2 separate regions of the Homo sapiens genome follow, and region 2 is linked to region 1. The links are chromatin loops, found by intact Hi-C in ENCODE. Cell type or tissue: PC-3. All regions are shown on one strand. Each heading gives the region's core, and the rest is flanking DNA. Links, peaks and the distances in the headings are about the cores only.

The links. A loop is a pair of places that touch in the nucleus more often than their neighbours do. Peaks named below come from ENCODE experiments on the same cell type or tissue, not always from the same donor. Only the 100,000 strongest peaks of a DNase experiment are listed, where the experiment ranks them.
Region 2: a loop joins it to region 1, with 6 times the contacts of the local background. A loop is called at or near these places in 1 of 110 quality-filtered maps.

Annotation. Positions count from the first base shown.
Region 1 is chr5:159,846,888-159,855,169 of GRCh38, forward strand. All of the region lies in intron 2 of LINC01847 (long intergenic non-protein coding RNA 1847), which reads right to left. Among named protein-coding and RNA genes, the nearest start is that of LINC01847, 20 kb to the right of the region's middle. In PC-3, for the core only: no CTCF peak of the experiment used is centred there; DNase peaks (open chromatin) are centred at 2,884, 3,524 and 4,414; H3K4me3 peaks cover 1,027 bases; H3K27ac peaks cover 2,744 bases.
Region 2 is chr5:159,731,872-159,740,153 of GRCh38, forward strand. No RefSeq gene overlaps it. Among named protein-coding and RNA genes, the nearest start is that of LINC01847, 140 kb to the right of the region's middle. In PC-3, for the core only: no CTCF peak of the experiment used is centred there; DNase peaks (open chromatin) are centred at 4,250 and 4,590; H3K4me3 peaks cover 818 bases; H3K27ac peaks cover 1,478 bases.

The sequences.
Region 1 (8,282 bases), core at 1,534-6,533:
GCACTCTTCTGAGACCTTGATGGTAGAACTGTTTATACTTACCTCCATGGGAATTCAATTGGATTTCATCTAAGGGGTGATGAGAATGGCAGGCCTCAAGAGCAGGACTCTTGCAAAGGGCGAGTGGTGAGCGGTGGGTGAAACTAACACTCCCAGTATTAGACTGCTAGGGAGAAGGGGGCACAGGCCCATTCGTCCCCAACTAATCAACCAGAATGATCTTCCCACCCCATGGGACACAGATGAGTGTCCCTGCCCACCCAAATCACATAAATGCATAAGCTGTAGCCTCAGCCCTTGGAAGCCAAGCCAAGGGGCAGACTGTGAGCCCAGAGCCTGAAAATAGAGTTAATCCTACACTCTCGAGTCTGGACCTCCCCATCCACAAAGCTTTCACCTGAGCCCAGCTGATATCTCCAGCAGCTCCCAGCCCTCCCAGGAAGACCTTCCCAGCTCCCACTCTGGCGCCAGCCCTTGGGTGAACCGCAGGTGGCTGGGATGACTTATTTTCTTAGCTGATCGGTAGCAGCAGCCCAGCTGGCTCATACCTCAAAGGCAGGAATTCCTCCTCTAGCTCATCAGCACTAATTTGTGCCAAGGAGCCAGGGAGGGGACAGACTCTGACCTCCCACAGGCCCCTGCCTGGCACCTGGTCCAAGGCTCAGGCTGTAGTCAATGGAGCCACTGATTACACATGACCTCACGAGCTCAGTCTGCGGTATTATCGGAGTCGGGTATCTCCTTACCACAGGCCCTGCTTGGCCAAAAGTCTCTACCTGGATCCTGGTGGTGATAAACAAGGTAATTGTGAGGGTCTCACCTCACCTTGTTTTAGACAGAGATGAGAAACCCAGAGGACTAAATACCAATGGCTGTGTCGGCCCTCGATGAATGCACTGAGGGGGAACACGTGGCTTTGTATCAATAAATATCAACTGTATGGCATTCTGGAACCATTGAGGTTCTGTGGGGGATACAGACATAGTTTTGGATACTCTCCACATGTAACTACAGCCTAGGTGAAGAGACCAAACTAATGCAATGAACCGTCTTCATCCGATAAGCATTTACTGAGGCCAGGCATGGTGGCTCACACCTGTAATCCCAACATTGGGAGGCCGAGGTGGAAAGATTGCTTGACCCCAGGAGTTTGAGACAAGCCTGGGCAACATAGTAATACCCCAACTCTCTATATTTTTTAAAAAGAAAACATTTACTGAGCACCTACTCTGTGCTAGTCACTGTGATGGAACAACAGCTGTGTTGTCCAAGAAGCCCCTGCCTTCCTGGAGGTTATATTCTCATGAGTGCAACAAGAAATTAACAAGTAATTCATGATAAAGTATAATGGATATTAGTGCATGTTGAGGAATGCAAAAAGAGGGGAGCTTCAATCAGAACATGCTATTGAAAAAAAAAAGGCTTTTTGGGGAAGGCAGAAGGAAGAGGAAGGAAGACACCCATGTTTCACAGGCTTGGAGGGCAGACCATGCATAGACACACCATCTCAGAAGCTAGTGCAGAAATTGAGATGTGAACAGCTCCTCATGTTCAAACCCCAGCTCCACTACTTGCTATTGATCTTGGACAACTTTCTCACTTAGTGCCTCAGTTGTACCATCTATAATAAGATGGTGATAATAATAGTGCCTATCTTATAAGGTGGCTGGGAGGATGAAATGAGTTAATTAACACAAGGAAGGCTCTTACTTAGCAGAATAAGTCTTCAATATGCAACCACTGATATTGTTGTTATTATGACCAGAGCTTAGCTGAAGGTAGAACAAGGGAAATCATAACAAAAGCCTGAATCCAAGTCATCCTGATGGAACAAAGTCATGGGACTTGGTGACAGGCTATGTCCTGGTAACTGAGAAGGAAGAAGAACCAGCATGGATTCTCTCATTGTTGATGAACAGAATGGAAACTGCAATAAGCCCTGAATTAGGACACCGAAAGACCTGTCTTGCTTTCTGGCTCTGACATTTGGTAGCAGGGTAACATTGGAAAATCACTTGAGACTCTTTGCCTCAGTTTTCACATCTATAAAATGGAGAAAACATTGGCTGCTCTGCCAACCATACAGGGTCATACCTCAAAGCAAGCAAAAAAGTGAGTGTGATGGCCTTTTAGTCACATTGCGAAGTGCTACTACCATCATGGGAATTATTATTATCCTAAAGGTTGTAGCTTGGGAAAACAAAAGTACATGCTTCATACTGAATCTCCAATGATGATAAAGAAATTCTAGGCCTCTTTTCTTCTTTTATTTGCTTTTTAAATTTCTGAGGCTGTGCTTCTTAAACTCCTGTGCGTACAAAATACCTGGGGATCTTGGTAAAATGCAATCTGATTCAGGAGGTCTGGAGAGAGGCCTGGGTCTCTGAATGTCAAACAAACTCACAGGTGAGCAGTTCACTGCTGCTGCTGGTCCACGGACCACACTTTGAGTAGCAAGGTTCTCTAGCAGACCATATAGAAAAAGTGGTCATATTCCTCAGGGTGAGCTGACAGAGTAGACAAAGGGGAGAGGTGTTCAGGATCCACAGCTGTAGGGGCCCAACAAGCTGCCCCCCACCTGCCTTTATTGACAATCATTCTGTGTGCTTGCTAAGTATCAAGCACCATGCTAGATGCTTGGCAAATATTTGCTAATATAATCCCTGCAATATCCCTATGTAACTGATACTATTATTGTCCCTATTTTACAGATTGAAAAAAACTAAGGCCCAGAGAGGTTAAATTATTTGCCCAAGGTCACACAGCACACAGTCCTTCTACCTCCAACTCCAGAGCTGAGCCCAGAGCAGAAGGTAATAAAACACAGCACATTCTGTGATCAGCTCCCACTCCAAACCACAGAGCAGAAAATCAGCTGCTGAACATACACTCCTGAAGGCTGAGTCATTCCATGGCAATGGCCTAAAGAAACAGTCCCAGATCTTCCTTGGTTCCTGTCCCACCCAACCTTCCTCTCGCTTCCATTCTGTGAGCTACCTAGAATCTAATAAACCTCTTCTTTTTGCATATCACAGGGTTTTAAAGCTTTGGCTCTGGAGCCGGACTGCCTGGCTTCCCATCTTGGCTTCACCACTCACTAGTTACTTAACTGCTCCAAGGTTCAGTTTTCTCATCTGTAGTGTAGGGATAAGAATAGTACCGACTCCACAGTGTTGAAGAGAACTAAATGGGATCATGCATGTTGAGCCCTTAGCCCAATGTCCTATACACAGCACAGGCTCTATAGCTGCTTCTAGTATGATTATTAAGGTAAAAGTAAGAGTAGGTTTGTAGCCGCTGTTATGTTAAATCAGCCCACCACACCCCAGCCACCTGACACCCTCCCTGGATGCCTTGAGAGGCCTCCAGGGTTTCAGGGCTTGGGCAAGCGTGAGTGATTCGCACTCTGGCAGGAAGTTCCAGGCTATTGCACCTGCCAGCAGTGCTCGACTCTCCTTCTCGTAGAGAATGGGGAATGTGTCACATTTATGGGGGCCCTTTATTGCACATCAGGGAAGCGCTTTGCACAAATGTTTGGATCAAGTTTTCATGACTCTGGCCCCAGGCCTGCTATGAATCAGTCTTGCAGTCCCAGCTTACTCACTCCAGAGATGGTCCTGAGGCTGTGGTTTCCATCTCTGCCTGCCTCCCACCTCTCCTTCTTCCACTCCTACCTGCTGTCACCAGCCACCACCTTGAATCCCCCAGGAACCCAGGACGAAAGAGATGTGGGGTGATGTGAATGACAATTGCCACGCTGGCCCTCCAGGATGTGTTAACTGCTGTTAAAAGATACTCCAAGTCATTATTGTAACATTATGAGGACTGAGCTGATTGCCGCTAATCTCAGACTCCCCTTGTGTTCCTAATGGAGGGGAGCCGCCTTGTGTGAAAAATCCCATTTTGTGTCACTCTTCTAAAATTTCATTTAAGAAAAATAGGGGCAAAATGTGATATTCAGCAATGGAAAATGAGTAAGATAAGGATTTAAGTACAGAGCAAGTGAATCACAAAATAGAACTTCGTGCAGTCAGGTAAGCACTGAAGAGAGCAGACACACAGGAGGAGTGAAGGGGTAGAGGACATCAAATCGCCCTTCTGATCCACTTTCACCACCTCTGATGACATCAGCAAGAAAGTCTCTTTTTGTGTTAGTGTGTCTTTAACACCCTTGGACACAAGACAATCTCCCTTTGTTAACAAACGGAGAGCAGGCCCACACCAATAGGCAAACAGCACAGCTTGCTTGGGTTAAAATCCCCGCTAAGGCACACAGGCACTCTGTGACCTTGGAGACGTTAATAAACCTCTCCACGGCTCAGCGTCTTCCTCTGTGAAATGGGGTTAATAGTAGTCCTTCTTTCATAGATTTACCGTGGGGATTCAATGAGTAACTTCACAGGAAACAGGTTTGTCACTCTGCTGATGTGAGCAACCATTACGTGGCAGCTGACAGTATCTGAATTGAATATAATTGCTTTGTTCTCATTGTACTTATTTTTAGGATTATTTTCTAGTTAGGGAACGTGATACTGGTTTTTCATTTTTAATAGCAATACAAAGTATATTTGTAAGAGATGTACTTAAAGTCACCCAAAAATAGTATATTAACAATAGAACAGATAATATGAGGTTGTGGCAAAAATTGTGAAAGTGGTACTTGAATAACTAAATTTTGGGAAGCCTGATCCTGTCTAATTTACTCATTTTACAAATGCAAACCTGAGGCCCAGAGAGGGAAAGTGAATTCCCAAAGGTCACACAGCAAGCTAGCAGCAAAGTGGTTCTAGAATTCAGAACCCAGCTGAAAGTTTTACCTAACACACTGTATTCAGGTCACTCAAAATAATAAGAGCTGTCTAAGACAAACCCACAGTCAATATCATACTGAATGGGCAAAAACTGGAAGCATTCCCTTTGAAAACTGGCAAAAGACAGGGATGCCCTCTCTCACCACTCCTATTCAACATAGTGTTGGAAGTTCTGGCCAGGGCAATTAGGCAGGAGAAGGAAATAAAGGGTATTCAATTAGGAAAAGAGGAAATCAGATTGTCCCTGTTTGCAGATGACATGATTATATCTAGAAAACCCCATCATCTCAGCCCAAAATCTCCATAAGCTGATAGGCAACTTCAGCAAAGTCTCAGGATACAAAATCAATGTGCAAAAATCACAAGCATTCTTATACACCAATAACAGACAAACAGAGAACCAAATCATGAGTGAACTCCCATTCACAATTGCTTCAAAGAGAATAAAATACCTAGGAATCCAACTTACAAGGGATGTGAAGGACCTCTTCAAGGAGAACTACAAACCACTGCTCAATGAAATAAAAGAGGATACAAACAAATGGGAGAACATTCCATGCTCATGGGTAGGAAGAATCAATGTCATGAAAATGGCCATACTGCCCAAGGTAATTTATAGATTCAATGCCATCCCCATCAAGCTACCAATGACTTTCCTCACAGAATTGGAAAAAATTACTTTAAAGTTCATATGGAACCAAAAAAGAGCCCATATTGCCAAGTCAATCCTAAGCCAAAAGAACAAAGCTGGAGGCATCACGCTACCTGACTTCAAACTATACTACCAGGCTACAGTAACCAAAACAGCATGGTGCTGGTACCAAAACAGAGATATAGACCAATGGAACAGAACAGAGCCCTCAGAAATAATGCTGCATATCTACAACAATCTGATCTTTGACAAACCTGACAAAAAGAAATGGGGAAAGGATTCCCTATTTAATAAATGGTTCTGGGAAAACTGGCTAGCCATACGGAGAAAGCTGAAACTGGATCCCCTCCTTACACCTTATACAAAAATTAATTCAAGATGGATTAAAGACTTAAATGTTAGACCTAAAACCATAAAAACCCTAGAAGAAAACCTAGGCAATACCATTCAGGACATAGGCATGGGCAAGGACTTCATGTCTAGAACACCAAAAGCAATGGCAACAAAAGTCAAAATTGACAAATGGGATCAAATTAAACTAAAGAGCTTCGGCACAGCAAAAGAAACCACCATCAGAGTGAACAGGCAACTTACAGAATGGGAGAAAATTTTTGCAATCTACTCATCTGACAAAGGGCTAATATCCAGAATCTACAATGAACTCAAACAAATTTACAAGAAAAAAACAAACAACCCCATCAAAAAGTGGGCGAAGGGTATGAACAGACACTTCTCTAAAGACATTTATGCAGCCAAAAGACACATGAAAAATTGCTCACCATCACTGGCCATCAGAGAAATGCAAATCAAAACCACAATGAGATACCATCTCACACCAGTTAGAATGGCTATCAAAAAGTCAGGAAACAACAGGTGCTGGAGAGGATGTGGAGAAATAGGAACACTTTTACACTGTTGGTGGGACTGTAAACTAGTTCAACCATTGTAGAAGTCAGTGTGGCAATTCCTCAAGGATCTAGAGCTAGAAATATCATTTGACCCAGCAATCCCATTACTTGGTATATACCCAAAGGATTATAAATCATGCTGCTATAAAGACACATGCACATGTATATTTATTGCGGCACTATTCACAATAGCAAAGACTTGGAACCAACCCAAATGTCCAACAATGATAGACTGGATTAAGAAAATGTGGCACATATACACCATGGAATACTATGCAGCCATAAAAAATGATGAGTTCATGTCCTTTATAGGGACATGGATGAAGCTGGAAAGCATCATTCTCAGCAAACTATCCCAAGGACAAAAAACCAAACACCGCACGTTCTCACTCATAGGTGGGAATTGAACGATGAGAACACATGGACACAGGAAGGGGAATATCACACACCGGGGACTGTTGTGGGGTGGGGGGAGGGGGGAGGGATAGCATTAGGAGATATACCTAATGTTAAATGACGAGTTACTGGGTTCAGCACACCAACATGGCACATGTATACATATGTAACTAATCTGCACGTTGTGCACATGTACCCTAAAACTTAAGGTATGATTTTTTTTTAAAAAAGGTACCCCTTGAAGTGAGTGATCACTTCTTTGACGTCCTGGTACTGGAGCTATTATTATGGAAATCCTCAGCTACAATGAGCCACTTCACTTTTTTTTTAAAAAAAAAAAAGGAAATAATATCATTTTCAGGGTTTTCAAAGAATTCAGGCAAGGAGCAAAAACAATTCAGAACTCAGGATACTGTTTTCTTTGAAGCATGTGTAAGATATGCCTTTTGGTTCCTAAGTTTTCTTCATAAAAGCATATTCAGGCTAAAACAGAAAATACTGTGATGACTTTTTTTCATAAAAGCAGAAAGGGCAGGCAAGAAAGCATTTGTTTCATTGGAGGACAAAGTATGAATTTATGTGGTCCAGTGTAACCATAGCATAACAAGATTACATCGCGGGGGTAAAATCAGTCCAGTGGCAATTGGAGAGCAAAAAACAAATTGCTCTCCAGCCCTGTCTGAGTGGTTCCTGGCTTCAAAACTGAACAATAAATTCCCAACCCTTTCCAGTTCTTTCTTGTTAGTAGGCAGGGCTGGGGGCCTTTTAATTTCCAACTTTCTTTAAATATTGATTACTTGTAAGTGCACTAGAGACCAGGCTGTGGGCTTAATTCTATTAGTAGGAATGAATAACCACCTCCGTCCAGCACCTGCTGCAATGAGCAATGTATTAAACTTCTCCACCTCTGAAGAGGTTCTTCTTTCCTTTTAGGAATATCGAATTCGTGTCTTATGACTAGAATCTGGGCAAAATGGAAAAATTTGAGGTGAAACCAGGAAAAGAGATCTACCTAGGAGTTATCCAGTGACTGTGAGTGTTCTCCCCTCGATGTATTTCCCACCCCTTACTCTATATGAGGATCACAAATGTGGAAGTCTTCAGCGGCTAGGCAGGGAATGGAAATGGAGGGAGCTGTCTAGGGAAAGTGGGGACCTGGAGCATGCCTACCTCTCTAAAGGGGCGGCAGCCACTCAGCTGCAGTCACCTGTCGCCTTGTGATGTAGGCCCAGTATTGCCAGATATTCTCATCACTAAAGAAATGCCAGAAACCTAGATTTTTGTAAATTGCTCTGATTTTTAAATGCCAGTGACTGGTTTGCTTTTTTCCAAAATTCAGTGTAGGCTCAACACAACCATCAGAGTGCGGCTTCAGCCTGCAAGCACCTCTGCTCTGTCCCTTCCCCTAAGCAGTCTTGCTCTCTCTGATCTCCAAATGCCAAGCATGAGCAATGACTCACCAGTCTCCACTCCAGCCTGACCCCCACCGGAGCACTACATCTGCACTTCTCAGCT
Region 2 (8,282 bases), core at 2,134-7,133, 110 kb before region 1:
GATAAATATAAACTTTTTGACAGATCTTAAGAATCCTTCATGGTCATGTCCCTATAAAGCCTTCCATCCTTACTTTTTCCTACTTCCCCTCTTCCATGCAATATGGTAGCTTAATTGCTTATACCAGTTCCTCCAGAAAAAAATGTCCTGAATGCACTCATTAATGTTGCATAATGTCTAAGTGTTGCTAAAAAGTAAAAGTATCTGGCTTCAAAAATAAAAATAAAAATTTTTAGAAAGCAAAAATATAGAGAACAAACATCAAGGCAAGGAGGTAGGGGTTGCCAGCACCCCTCTCACTCCCCATCCTGTACTCTTCTCTGATTTTTCTCCCAGCTTCTCCCTTGCTGATTCTCTAGTTCTATGATAGCACTATCTGAAGGTTCCAGAGGGCTTTTCACATGCTTGGGAATAGGTAAACAACCAAGGAAAAAGTATCTCTAATGCCTTCTAAAGCAAAATTCCGGACTAAGCTTGTGAAGCCAGAAGCATCTACCAGCCCACATCCTGTCCTGTGGGGAGACTGTCTGCCAGCTGGGTCACGGTCCCAGATGGTGACTTGTGAGAAGCGAGTTGATAGCAACCACAGCTTGGTCTCCACATCCTAAGGCACTACTTATTGGCCTGCCTTCTAAGAATGAAGAAACAGGCCCCAATAATGCAGAAGGCACAGTCGCTAAGGGAGGACTCCAAGTGCTTTACATGTATCATGGCATTTAATTCCAACAATGACTCTATGAGGTAGGAACTACTGTGGGTTCCGTTTTACAGAGGGGGAAACCAAGGCACAAAAAGATTATGTACTCTTCCCAAGATTACTGTGGAAACAAAGTGAGATTCTTAGTGCGTTACATTAATAAGATACAAAGAACCAAAGAGGGTTTTTTTTTTTTCATTTTAAACTGGTTTGCACAAAGCTATTAGCAGCAGATTAATAGCTTTATTAATAGTCCCTTTATTTATAGTAACCCTAATAGGTTAATATATTACCCTTCCCAAGGGACTCATTCATCCAATACATACTGATTGAAAATCTACTATTGCACCCTAGATAGGGATGCAGAGAGAAGGTTCTAGACTCTCCATGCCTCAGAAGGCCTCCCCCTCCTACCACGTGGCCCTGGACTAACGACACCACTTGGCTTTGTCTTTAAGCTAAGATATACCTTCCAGAGAGCACCTAGTGCAGTAGGAAGGGCCTGCCTTGATGGGGCCCTCTATTCTTTGCAGGACTGTGCTGCAGCTCTCTGCCTAGTCTTTTGTCTGCCTCTTGAGTCGATGATAAATTATCAGGCCCTTGTTCCACTCAACACCACCTTTGCTGTCTTTGCCTGCCCTGCATCAAGCCTTTTCTTCCCCACCTTCCCTTTCTTCTCTCATTCTAATTCCTGGACTCCACAGCCAAGTCCACAGTCTGTCACTTTGACAGGATCGTAAGTGGTCAAGTCCCAGGAAAGTCCCTGGATGGTCCTGCTTTCCTTTCCCTTTTCATGGGGCAATCCTTTTCTTTGACTTTTTAGGGGCATTTCAGGGGCATCCAGAAAGATCGAGTGATGTAGTGATGTACCGAGTGTAGCATGATGGTACATATAGGGAGATACTGGGATTCAGGCCAGCTCGTGCTTGTCAGCTTGGAAGGGGACTCCCCTTTGGCAGTTGGGGGCATTTTCTCCATTTGTGAACTGAGAAGGCTGGTCAAGATGTTCCCTGACCATTCTCACCATCAAGTTCAAATGATCTTCTTAGATGCTCAGACAGACCAAAGGGGAGTAGGGTGCTCTGGGCAAAACCAGAGTTTCTCACAAGAGGGTGAGCACCCCGCTCTATGGTACAATTCCAGGGGTGGAAAGACCTCCCACCTTTCACCCTGAAGCTCCTCCCTTCTCTGATACCAGAAACTGTCTCGTGATATCATTTTGGGAAATAAAATCAATTTTATTTTATCATTTTGGGAAATAAAATCAATTTATAATGCAATATCATTACAGAACCTTAGCTTTAAGGATCCTTAGCTCATGAGGACAATGCACCTTGAGTTTGCATAATAAAATGTTCACCGGCCGGGCGCGGTGGCTCACGCCTGTAATCCCAGCACTTTGGGAGGCCGAGGCGGGTGGATCATGAGGTCAGGAGATCGAGACCATCCTGGCTAACAAGGTGAAACCCCGTCTCTACTAAAAATACAAAAAATTAGCCGGGCGCGGTGGCGGGCGCCTGTAGTCCCAGCTACTGGGGAGGCTGAGGCAGGAGAATGGCGTGAACCCGGGAAGCGGAGCTTGCAGTGAGCCGAGATTGCGCCACTGCAGTCCGGCCTGGGCGACAGAGCGAGACTCCGTCTCAAAAAAAAAAAAAAAAAAAAAAAAAAAAAAAAAAAAAAAAAAAGTTCACCATGATGTGAAGCTGGCAATTGCCAGGGATCATAAATAAGATAGGACTTTTGGGAACATCAGGGAGAAAACTTTAGCTTAGAAACAGTGTTTGCCTTTTGCACTGCTATATGCCTGGTATATCCATGGCCCTTTTCTGTCTTAAGCCCATCCACTTTATTTGACAAACAAATGAAAAACAAGACTCAGCTTTGGATGAAGGAAGGTGGAGAGAAGTTCTGGGAAGGACCTTTTGCTTTCTGGCAGAGGGGGAACAGAACCTACCCATGAGGGCAGGGCTCTGATCTAAGCGCCCATGAGAAACTCATGAAAAGTAAAACCCACTTCCTGCCTGTTAGGGGTTTATGATAAAGTAACTGCATGCAAATAACAGAAAAGCAAGACTGACCATGCAATGCATTTCTAAAGCTATACGAAGGACATACATGGGAGAGGCAGAGTTTAATTTTGGTAACAATGAAGTAAGAGAAAGAATTGAAAATACTCCTGGAAAAGGTAGATTTTAAAGGGTGGATCAACAAGTGAAGATGGCATTCCTGGTGGAGAACCAGGCACAAATGCGGGCACAGAGGTGGGGAACTGCATGCCATCTTGTCTGGTCCAGCAGTTGAAATGTGTTGTCAGGCAAGGTGGGAAGTGGAGACTAGAGAATTAAATCAAGTCTTGATGGTGGAGAGCCTGGATTGTTGGGTCAAGGCTGTGGGATTTTATCCTGAAGACAACAATTGATGTGTTAGAGGGATGGGAGCATCGTGCTTAAGAGTGTGGTCTGTCTGGCACCATGCAGCTGCCCTTGCTTCCAACATAACATCATTTACTTAACGTCTCTGAGCTACAATCTCCTCATCTATAAAAGATAGATGATCATAGTCCTATTTTACAGACTCCTGGTGAAGATTCAATAAAGCAATGCATACAAATGCTTGCACAGGGCTGGCCACACATTAAGCATTTACTAAATGCTCATTTTTAACTTTAAAGGTTTTGACATGGGAAGTGATAAGATCAAGTCTTGTCTCAGGATGCCATTGAAAGTAATGGCAAAAACCACATGCCAAAAACCTGCATGCCAAAACAATTAGGTTGGTGCAAAGTAATTGAGGTTTTGCCATCGAAAGTAATGGAAAAAACTGCAATTACTTTTGCACCAACCTAATTGTTTTGGCATGCAGGAGAGGCTGATCTAGATTTTGGGGCCAGCCAAGGAGAAGCATGTGAAAAATCTGTAGCTGGGGTTGGGCCCAGGAGGGATACCACAGTGGAGAGTCCTGGGAAGAGGCAGCCAAGGAAAGAATAATTTGCTTTGCTTCTCTTAGAGGGAGCAGCTTCTCTTCTCGAGGGAGGGTAGAAAGAACCTCAGAGGGTCCAGAGTATCACTCAGGAGCTACTCAGCCACAGGGGCAAGGATAAAAGCAACAGCTTGGACAAAGTCCTGGAGGTAGGATGGGATGTGTGGAATAGCCACTGCAAGACAAATGCAATTGCTCAACACCAATGCAGTATCCTGGTACCAACACTAAAGGTGTCCAGAGGGTGAGACTGGCACCCTATGTACTGTACTTGTCTCATTTATACCAAAGCCTGCAATGTCCTCCTTGGCTCCTCTGTTTTTACAGATTCTACTTCTCCCTGCTTAAGTCACACGTCCTCCTTGGGACCTTTCCCAACAACTCTAGCCTATACTGAGCTCTCCCTTCTCTGAACTCCAGAAGTACTTGAGACAGACTCACTCTGTTCAGCAGCTAGTTGTTCTTTCAACTACAAAACAGGAGAAAAAGTACATAGAGGTTTCTCATGTACATTAAATGAAACAATCCTTGTAACGCACTCAGCATAGTACCTATTGCCTCATCAGTGCACAGTAAACATTAGCAATTCTTCTGCTGTTGCTCCTCCTCCTCCTGCTTCACACTGACATTATTATGATTGCCTAAACACATATGGTAGATGACATCTTTGGGAACAACACACTCCGGGAGACAGGGGTGCGTGGGCCATAGCTGTTATGCCCACTCTTTCTCTCCCACTCAGGAAAACATCCTAGAGAACGAAGTGAATGAATATGACATTATTATTGCGATAACCTTGAATCTACTCTAATTCATGTTTGTTTTTTAAATCATCTGTCAATAATATTGGTACTTTAGCTTCATGAGTCACAAATTACTTGTGGTACAACTCATAATATATTGTGACTCACCAATGTACCGTGGCCATGAAGGTAAGAACTTCTGCTTAAAGTATTAACCTATGTTAGTTCAGCCTTCCTGGCTAGACTGCACACTCAATGAGAACAGGGACCCTAGTCGGCCCTGCTTCCCACCATGGGTACACAGCAAGTGCTTGCCAGCTAAGCTCTTGATTGTCATGTGCTGATACACTGATACCTAACAGCACTTCTAGAAAGGTACTGGTTGCTTAAAACTGGCACTTTCATAGTTATGTCTAATTCTGCCCAATTCCTGTGAAAATCTCTGTGAAGGGAGAACATTTCATCAGGACTTTTCTGTACATTCATCAGAACTTTTTGGGGTGCAGGTGACAGAAACCTAATTCAAACTTCCCTCAGCAAAAAAGACATAAATTTTTTCATATAATTGAAAAGTCTAAAATTGTAGTTAAATCCAGGTGAGGCTGAATCCAGATGCTCAAATCATATCAGTGTAAATGTGTTTCTCTCAGTCCCTCAACTCTGCTTTTCCTCTGAACTGTATTTTCTAGCATGTTCTATGCTGCTTGTGGGAAAGATAAGACACCAACGGCTCCAGGCTCATTTCATCAGCTTGACAACAGCCAGCAAAACCCTGTCACTTTCCTAATCACTTCAGCAGAATCCCAGAGCTGACACTCATGGATACAGAATGGGTCACATGTCTATAACTAAAAACTTCCTGTGACTTAGTTTGACCAGGTATAAGTCACATGCTCGGCTTAGGGCTGGGGTAGAACACATACTATCTAAAACAACAGGTTTGGGAGTTCAGCAAGGATGACTTCCCAGAAGATAATCTTGATGCAGTTCCTAGAGGTAGAAAAAATGGATGCTGGGCAGACAAATATTTTCAACATTTGGTAAGCCTGGGTGAGGCGTAATGGTTATGTGTAGAAGCAAGAACAACCGTTTCCATGTCAACTGCTGTCCCCATGGTGAGAAAGACACTGACCCATTGCATCATCTGTGGACAGAGGGTGGCCTTTGCAGACAGCTCTGCGCCCTGACTTTGGTGCCAGCATTGCAGAGCTGCAGTTTCAAGGCTCTCGCAAGCAGAGACTGATCCCATCAGAATGAAGAGAAGTTAATGGCATCTGCTGAGCTTCATAGAGAAGGGCTTTGCATGTGGGTGAGCCCGGCTTACATAACCAAAATGGGGGGCATCTGGAAACAGCTGCTAGCCAGTTAGCAAGAAGGTGAACACACATTGTTCTGGTGTGATTAGTCTGTCTCAGGAATTGCCTTTTCATGGGGCCCTAAAGAAGACAGTAACTGCTTACCCCATCCCACCTCCATGCTTGGCTTTCTCTTTTTCATTGCTTTCCATTCTCTGTAAACAAGAGTTGACCCTGGCCAAGATTACCACTGTCTATAACTATGGAGAAATGTGCAAGGTGAAGTTTTTCTTGGCCAGTTTGCTCTTTAAGAGAAAAAATTACAATGACTGAAAGACAAGTCTTACTATGTAGACACCTTTTGTCTACATAGACACGAAAGGTGTCTGCACAGAAGACTTATGGGTTTTTCTGCTAGAGAACTGGACTGAGTGGTCCTAATGGACATTGCTGATATTTTACAATAATCCATTAATAGTGATTGGTGGGCAGAACAAGAACGACTAAATTTTAGGATAACAAAGCAAGAAATGACCCTAGTAATCATTCTGACTCTGTAAGATTTATGAGTTCATCAACTGACTCTGTCTTGTTCACTGCTATATTCCCAGTGCGCAGCACTCTGGCACTCTGGCACCCCATCTAGCACTCTGGGAATTCCACCATACCTCTTTACTGTGTTCACAGCAGACATCACTAATCAATCACCATGCTTTTTCCCACTGATGAAGGATATGTCCTCAGAGTCATTTCTCAACATGGAATTCCAAGAATCTAATTCCAGTCAATCAATAGTGACACATAAACCAAAACTGATTTTTCATTCCTGACTAATGGCCTCTCAAAAGTTTGTAGGGTCTTAAGGACAGATGACTTTTTTTTCAACCATGTAGCTTCCATTTGGGAGAAACCAGAAACATAAGCAGTTTTGTTGGTCATATTGAATGGTGGCTTCTTCAGGCTTTAAAGTTGGTACAGAACGATTTCATTTTATACCTGTAGCATCACTTCTCAGAAGAAATTCAAAAATCAGATGTTGTATGGCATAGATTAATTTGTAGATGCTGTATATGCTTTCCCATGAATATTAACTCTTTAGTAAACTGTAGGATAATAATTAGCATGTAGAAACCAGTCTATTTCAGAGAAGGTTAGAGATTTAGATGCTAAAGAACATCCCCAGGAGTTCTTTTCCCTCCTTTGGTACTGGCCATTTAGCATTTCAAGTGATGGAGAAAGGCACTCAGAAAGAAGTGCTCACTCAGGCAGCACACTCCCTTCCTTTGAGATTTTAGCCTAAGTGGCATTAGGAAGTAGTCAACATGGACAATGTGGGCTCCTGCAAATAACTCTACAAGTTAAATTGACTTTGCATGTAACAGAAACATGCACCTGGAAGACATTTATTCAAATAACTCATTGTGCAAGGTGGTGGATGCAGCCAGAAAGATCTTTAGCAGGCTTGTCAAATTACTGTAGTAACAGGAGTAAGAAAGGGGCTGGATAACTTAGATAATTGAAGCTGCCAGATGATCAAAAACTCGTTTGTTGAATTGGACTAATAGGCTCCCGATCAGCATCAGTCCTAGTGAACAAGGACTACAACTACATATACTAGCAATAAGGTAGTGCTTCTAATATCTGACCATTAAATTCAAGAGAAGAGAAAGGAAAGAGCCATTTCAAGGCAGGTTGACTTAAAGGCTGTTATGCAAATTCCACAGACATATAAATAAATCATACTAATCCAGAGGCTCTCTAAGCATCATTGGGCTTTAAGGGACAATCAGCCATTCCCTGCTAGGAAGAGGCAAAAACACCTAATATCAGTCTTTGTTCTTGGGTATTATTAGAAAGATCTGGTGATTGAGCATCAGTCAGCAGCAGAGCTCAGTAGCAAGTTTCTGACTTGAATCAGCAGTTGGGCTTTGCACATTTCTAACCATCAGACAGAACTCACCTTTACATCTGTATTAGCAACTGATGCAATTGTGTTTATGCTAGAAAGGAGCAATTTAGGAGATAGATTTCAAGACTTTGAGAGAAAATTAGCGTCTGAACTCAGCCTCTTTAGAATGAGTGGTCCTACCCAGCTTATGAGGAATGGATGTGGGTGGGTTAATCATGAAAGAGTGGTTAACAGCTTGGTTTTGGTGTCAGATGAGAGCATATTCCAGTTCTCCTATTTAATAGCTGTCTGGCATTGAATATATTATTTAAGTTGATTGATTTTTAGCCTTTTCTCTTTAAAATAAGGAGGACAGTATCATCTATTGGTTCTTTATTAAAATGGAAATGATAGTACCATTCTTATAAAGATTAAATATATAAAAAGGCATTTAAGGTGCTTAGTTATATGGAACATCTACCAAGTTATACCATGTTCTGGTACATAAAACAAGTCTTAATACATTTAAAAGGATACCAATGATACAATATGTTTTCTGACCAAAACAGAATTAAATTAGAGATCAATAACACAAAGATATCTATAAAATCCCCCGAATATTTGAAAATTATATAAAACACTGCTTAATAATCCTTGGATTAAAGAGGACATCAGAAGGA